2 separate regions of the Homo sapiens genome follow, and region 2 is linked to region 1. A link is a contact called in ENCODE Hi-C or POLR2A ChIA-PET data. All regions are on one chromosome and are shown on one strand. Each heading gives the region's core, a stretch centred on a gene start or an enhancer-like site at or near the end of the contact. The rest is flanking DNA. Distances are from core to core; before and after follow the strand shown.

Evidence for each region. A loop is a pair of places that touch in the nucleus more often than their neighbours do. ChIA-PET counts read pairs that join two places held with the same protein, here RNA polymerase II (POLR2A). Pooled maps may share reads with other maps.
Region 2: a loop to region 1 is called in a map of OCI-LY7, with 3 times the contacts of the local background. The contact joins two enhancer-like sites. A Hi-C loop is called at or near these places in 1 of 168 maps with a recorded cell type or tissue (OCI-LY7) and 5 of 50 pooled maps. POLR2A ChIA-PET finds 5 or more read pairs at or near these places in 4 of 52 experiments (BJ, HepG2, OCI-LY7 and 1 more).

Annotation. Positions count from the first base shown.
Region 1 is chr6:107,656,534-107,659,878 of GRCh38, forward strand. SOBP (sine oculis binding protein homolog) reads left to right here. Exons shown (of 7, transcript NM_018013.4): 7 at 1,674-3,345. Among named protein-coding and RNA genes, the nearest start is that of SCML4, 170 kb to the right of the region's middle. RefSeq lists enhancers at 996-1,573, 1,322-1,371, 1,574-2,150, 1,612-1,801. Within about 2 kb of position 1,723, at least 21 of the 41 ENCODE cell types and tissues checked have a DNase peak (open chromatin) inside an H3K27ac peak, as active enhancers do; they include OCI-LY7, where a contact is called at or near this core.
Region 2 is chr6:107,549,092-107,552,436 of GRCh38, forward strand. The region is part of intron 4 of SOBP (sine oculis binding protein homolog); the gene reads left to right. Among named protein-coding and RNA genes, the nearest start is that of SOBP, 61 kb to the left of the region's middle. Within about 2 kb of position 1,479, at least 2 of the 41 ENCODE cell types and tissues checked have a DNase peak (open chromatin) inside an H3K27ac peak, as active enhancers do; they include OCI-LY7, where a contact is called at or near this core.

The sequences.
Region 1 (3,345 bases), core at 473-2,972:
AGATCTGGTGATTTAATGTGATTGGGGGAACTCAGGCATTTCCTGTCGTGCACAGTGAAACTTTCAAACCTTGTTTTTGGCTGCTGCTGATTATTGTTGCCATTAACACCAGGATTTAGATAGCAGGGTTCAAAGCACAAGCTTCCACTTAGTCCTCCCAATGGGCATTTGACCTCCTCTTGCTCTTGCTAAATTCATGTTATAAACACTCCAAGCAAGCTTCCAGGTCTCTTTGTGGCTCCATTTCTTCACTATAAAATGAGGAAATGGTACTGTATTATCTCTGGGGTCCCTTCAAGTCCTACATTCTATCACCTCTCTGAAGTTATTTGTTCATTGTTCTAAGAATAATCTCAACAGTTGTAAAGATGTTTACAAGTCCTCTGTCACCACCTCACCTTAGCCAAATTTTACCCATTCACATTTCTGACAGCCTCATTTATTGGCAGGAAGAAAAGGTGCTGTTTTGGGGCATGGCAGAAGAGAGGCGCCTGACCCACTCATGTGATCAAAGTGTGTCGAGCGCCCACAGCGGGCCAGACTCTGAGCTACGAGTTGGGTGTAGAGACACGAGCAAAACAGACAAGCCCCTGACCTCTGGGGCTTTACCATGCAGTTGGCAGACTTCTAAGTGGCTGCTCCCAGAACTGACTGAGTGGCCTCAGGAAGCTCTATTTCAAACCAAGTGACTGGCGGCAAATGAAAGAAGGCTGCAGGTATCAAGAGGCAGAGCCTCATATCTCGGTGAATGTTGGGATGAGCATTCCCCAGAAACTGACTTTCCTGGTGGAAAATCCTGTTCAGAGCCTCTGCCCTGGGACCCCAAGGCTCTTGGTTGATTTATTTTCTTCCAGTCCAGTGCTACTGTTTGTTTTGGATGTGAAGAGATGTGAATGGCTCACCTTTTACAGGCAAGACCCACACACGGAGAAAAGCAAGCATTTCTTCCAGCTTAGTTGCCTTTGTGGGAAACTTCTGAAGATAGGTATATGTGTCCATGGTAATTTTCCACTTGCCAAAAAGTGAATCTATTGGCCCTCTTTTCAGCAAATACCAGAGCTGAGACATGGGGTTACAGGAGTGAGGTCAGGAGCTCCAGGGTCCTCCGTGACCTTGCCTGGCTTTGGAGTGACCTTGGGTGACTCAAAAGACCTCCTGCTGGGGCTGGATGCGGTGGTTCATGCCTGTAATCCCAGCACTTTGGGAGGCTGAGGCAGGAGAATCACTTGAAACTGGGAGGCAGAGATTGCAGTGAGCCAGTTGCACCACTGCACTCCAGCTTGGGCAACAGAGCGAGACCCTGTCTCAAAAAAAAAAAAAAGCCTCCTGCTGGTTAAGCATGCAGTCATGTGGAGGGGGAGGGTTGCTGGGTTGCAAAGGATGCTGTGGTCTTTGGGTGAGGGCGTGGTGTACCCTACTCATTATGGTATTCCAAAAAGCGACTTGAGTTTCATTTCCTCACACAAAGCTGGCAGGGCTGACCTGAGCAGACCGTGAATGAAACTCCTGTTGAAATCACGCTGTGCTGCAGCGGTTCTGGGGCTCATCCTAGGTCTGCCCTGGCGGCTGGAGAGTGTGCTGCTGTCTGACTCATGCCTGGGTTCTCCCCAGCTGGGCGGAGGGAGGGGGATCGGTCCAGTGGATTCTGACAGCCCCTTCTGCTCTTTTTCCAGGAACGTTCACTCACAGGGTACGCTCATGGAGAGAGGGCGCAGAGCAAACCATGTCACGCCATCCAATGACACCAGCTGGTCAGCTCACCACCCCCTCTGGCTAAAACTCAAGCAAATAAAGCCGCTTCCTGTCATTAAGCATCTCAGAGGAAGCAGCCCTCCCTCGATGGCCTCTAGCCCAGAGAAGCCCGCGCATCTTGGACCCACCAAGCAGGCCCAGCCTTCCTGCTGCCACCATCTCTGCTTCTCCCCAGAGGAACTTAGGGATTTCACCCCTGGCTTTTAAAAAAAACGAAATACCGACAAGCCACAAGGACCAATGTAGGTATTCTCCCCGCCCCATCTTCAAGGCTCAGCGACTGAGGCTGGAAGATGATATGGATTGGAACACAAAAAATCTTTTTTTAATCTTTTTAAAAACTGCTGTGGTTTTGCTGCTACACTAAGAATTGTGATTTGCATTGTACGGTTTTGGACCTATATTGTTCACGTTTTGATGGCGGAGAGGGGTGGTCCTGGAGGCCCAATGCTTCAGAGTCATCTCTGTCCTGCCCGGGATGCACTTTTAAATGAAGAGTTAGAATATTTTATTGGCTAATATACTTTTCTTGTTATTTTTACAAAGGCCACCTTTATCCTTTTTGATGCCATATTTTCAGTGTTACACTTTTATGGCTTTTAATTTTCGATTTGACAGATGTAAGAAGCAGCATGAATAGTTTATACTGTGGTTTTTCAGAGACTGAATGCCAAGAGAACTCGGTAAATGTTTATTCTTCTCAGCTTTCTCTTTAAATTCCCCTAAATAGCGCCCCATTTGGGAACAGAGCAAGAGTGTTGAACTGAAGACCAAAATGCCCTCAAGGTGTAAAATAATCCGAGGGGGAATATTTGCTGGGCGTCAGGAAAGACTCAGATGAAATTTCAACCCTGATGGTTTTCGGTGATCCAGGAAGTCAGTGAGACAATCTCTCTATATGCAGAGCCCTTTCATGATAATTAGAATGGTATGGACAAACCAATGAAAACAAGAGGGAAAGTGAGAAAGATCACCCATGATTCTGTTTCACTGTTTGCTTTCTCCTGTCATGGTTAAGAGAAATGTGCAATTCGATCCTCAATCAGTGGGTGGAGGATAACAGGGTAGATTCACTTGTGTGCACTTGTACAGTTGTAGCTGCGAGTCCAGAAGTCCTCTAGAGCATGTGTACTGGCACTGAGTTGGTGAGACAGTTGTGGAGTATCCCATTCTGATGAGTACAGAAAAAAAAAGAAAAAGAAAAGAAGAGAAAAAATTAAGAAAAAAATCAAAAAAGGAAGAAAACTAAAAAAAAAAAAAATCAAATCACCTTGTGATTCAGTGTATCTGTTTACTAACTCAAATAAAGCAATTGTTCCCTCTGGAGGGGTCCAGGTGCCCCCGCCCCACAAGGCCGCGGAGCCTCAGCAGGAGGGGTGGCGAGTTGCGGGTGGGCAGGGCCAGGACGGTGTGGCGCCAGCCTTGAAGCACCACGGCCCAAGGATGCGGTGTACATACTGTATTTCTAGATTCTCCTTTGTACAGAGTCACTTCACAAGTCAAGCTACTGTTTTACAGGTGCTCCTTATTTATTAGAGCTGTGAGAGCTTGGGGGACACACCTGGCGAGCAAGCTCGCTTTTTAAAAATGAAA
Region 2 (3,345 bases), core at 229-2,728, 110 kb before region 1:
CTGTCTCTACTAAAAATACAAAAAAATTAGCTGGGCATGATGGCAGGTGCCTGTAGTCCCAGCTACTCGGGAAGCTGAGGCAGGAGAATGGCATGAACCCGGGAGGCGGAGCTTGCAGGGAGCCAAGATCGCACCACAGCACTCCAATCTGGGCAACAGAGCGAGACTTCATCTCAAAAACAAACAAACAAACAACAACAACAAAAAAAAACAGATAAATCCAGAGAATTAATTATAAAGAGGCATACTCCCAAGCCCTATACTGGGGTGGAGCTCATGGAAGTTATTTGTATTATTGAAGCACAAATTGATTATAGAAGCTTAAATCAAAATAACCAGAATTAAATAGAAACTCAGGAAAAAAAAAACCCTAGATGCCTTATGGGGTTTCATTTAGGGTGTCATTTTGCATTAAATGCGATGAAAGAAGAAAGTTAAAGTGCCCCAGAGTAAATGGAGTTAGAACTTTATATTTCCTTTCCCCCAGAAGTACAGCTCCCCTCCTCATTCAAGCCCTTTTGCTCATTTTTTTTTTACATTTCTAATGTAGTCATTTAGTACTTAGTAAGTATCAGTTAATTTTTAATTTTTTATGATCATATAATTCAGCTCTGGATAAGGAGATGTTTGATGTTCCATGGCCTAGATATTTGGCTAAATATTTGATCAGGGGCAAGTAAAGGTGATATAGACCTCAATTTCTTTCTCCCTATGTGTGTAGGGAGATGGGGTGATGTACTGGAGAAAACCTATGTCAAAACAACCGTGATAGTTAACCCCTATCACCTGCACTCTCCAGGGATGTCCAGGGGCCTGGTAAGGTATGGTCATGTTACTCTAACCCAGCTGTGCATGGGAGGAGACATGGAGAGATGGGCCTTACTCATTCCTGGGAAGCCTGGCACCCATGGGGTCCCTCCTCTCCACACCTGGAAGGCCAGTGGGGACAGGAAGGAAGTTGGCAGCTTCCATTTTGGTCTTGAGTCCTAAAGCTGAAATAATCCTTTCTGTCACTCAGCCCCCTTGCAGGGCAGCTGCTAACAGGAACAGTTGACCCACACTCGGCTTGGACCAGGATACTGGAATAGTGTGGGTAGTGAAAGGCCAGAGAGAAGCATAAGAATGCATATTTGGGTACAGACTGGTGTCTGTAAAACAAGCACATGAATCTGCAACTCAGTGAGGTCCTCAGAGGATGGAACTTGTCTCAGGGCTGGGTGCCGTGGAAATTAGACATCTGAGACGTGGTTTCTGCTCAGAAGAGTGTCTGTTTGAGCGTGTGAATTGTCCTGTGCTTGTGTGGAAGTTGACTTCACGCCACACATTTATCCACTTACGCATTTATTCAACAAGCAATATTGAGCATCCGCAGTATGAAGGGCATTGTTCTGTGGCTGGGGATACAAAGATAAATAAAGAGAGGTCCTTGCCTCTGAGGCTCTCACAGTTGAATGGGGAGAGCAACCAGTAAACAAATGACATGATGTGAGGCATGCTGGAACTGATGCGGGTAAGAAGAACCCGGGCACCACAGGGTGACTTACCCAGCCCAGAGGCCAGGCTCTATGCATGAGTGAGCACATGCTAATTTAGAGACCAAAATATAGATTCAGGAAATGGGATGGATAGAAAAAAGGACGGTGAGGCTCAAAAAAGATGTGAGTCAGGAATGAGAGCGCCACATGTCACACATTAAAAAACCAATGCATAACCCTTACTGTCATTCCCATGTTGTGCTTTAACATTTTAAAATATCACGGACTTTGTAGGAATGCTTGAAACAATACTACATAACTTAAAAAATGGATTTTTGACATCATTTTGCCCTTGGGATGTTTTATGAAGAAGTCTTCAGGAGATAAAGGAGGCAAAGAAGCAGAGAATCTAACAGACAGGGCTCAGGGCTCATGGATAAAGTAATGCAGAGACTGACAGGCACGTGAAGAGTTTAATATGTGTCTGCACATTTCCTGAACTGTGCAACCTTAAAGTGGTGGTAGAAAACTTCTCCAACATCCTCCTCCTACGGCCGAGAAAACTGTGGCCCTGAGAAGTTAAGTGACTTGCAGGGGCCACACATCTAGTGGCGGGGGGTGGTTACCACAACAGATATATCAGCTCTGATGAAGTTTCTAAACTCAGTAACAAGAGGAGGCTGTAATTGCAGTTGCCTGAAGAGCAATAGAAACTGGTCTCCTTTATGATTAGAATATCAGTGTTTAGTAAGTGTACATAATAACTTTGTAAAATGGCTTAGTATGCTATTTTTCAAGCTTTTATTTATTATGAACCAGTAGTAAAAAATTTGTTTTATAATTTAGTACGCACACACACACAAACTCATAACCAGTTTCACAGAATCTAAGTCACTTTGATGATGGCGTTTTCTTGATTTTGCCAGAAGGTATCAATGAAGATTTTCATACAATTATGTCACAGCTACAACCTGGCTAAAAACAAGGGCAAAATGAATCATGATTTCAGAAGTGTTAAAATGTGAAAAATATCTGGGTTTTAGAATACGCAAAACAGGGCATATGTATTTAAAACTGAAATAAAAATTTCATGAAATAATACCATACTTATTTTCCTGTGTGATCCACTCTGATATTTTCTGTTTTATTTCATTTAAAAAATTGTTGATTGGGGCTGGGCGCAGTGGCTCATGCCTGTAATCCCAGCACTTTGGGAGGCTGAAGCAGGTGGATCACTTGGGGTCAGGAGTTCGATACCAGCCTCAACAACATGGTGAAACCTCATCTCTACTAAATATACAAAAATTAGCTGGGCATGGTGGTGCACACCTGTAATCCCAGCTACTTGGGAGGCTGAGGCAGGAGAATCGCTTGAACCCAGGAGGTGGAGGTTTCAGTGAGCTGAGATCGCACCACTGCACTCCAGCCTGGGCATCAGAGCAAGACTCCATCTCAACAACAACAACAAAAAAATTGTTGATTGGGACTTACTGATGAGCTGAGAAGCTTGAAAATAGTAGGTAAATAGGTATATTGGTATGAAATGTCATTATCATGGTAGGTTGGGGGCCTTCAATTTCTCACCGTTGGATGGATTCTCTTTGACCTTAACTCTGCAATTTCACCAAGTTAAACCGAGCTATGATCAGTTATGCTCAACTTTCATTGTGGGCTCTCTTAGCAGAGTTATATTTATCACAAAATGGCCAGTGGCTCCTCCATTTATAATTTAAGTATGCATTTGTCTTGATGGAGAACTGCAGGTGATGTGTGTATTGATCAGATAGTAAAAGGGAATGCTCAAATTTTAAGCTGTGCTATATGAAGCTGTTGTATCAGGTGAAAATGAAGCAAAGGAAGTCAGAGGTGA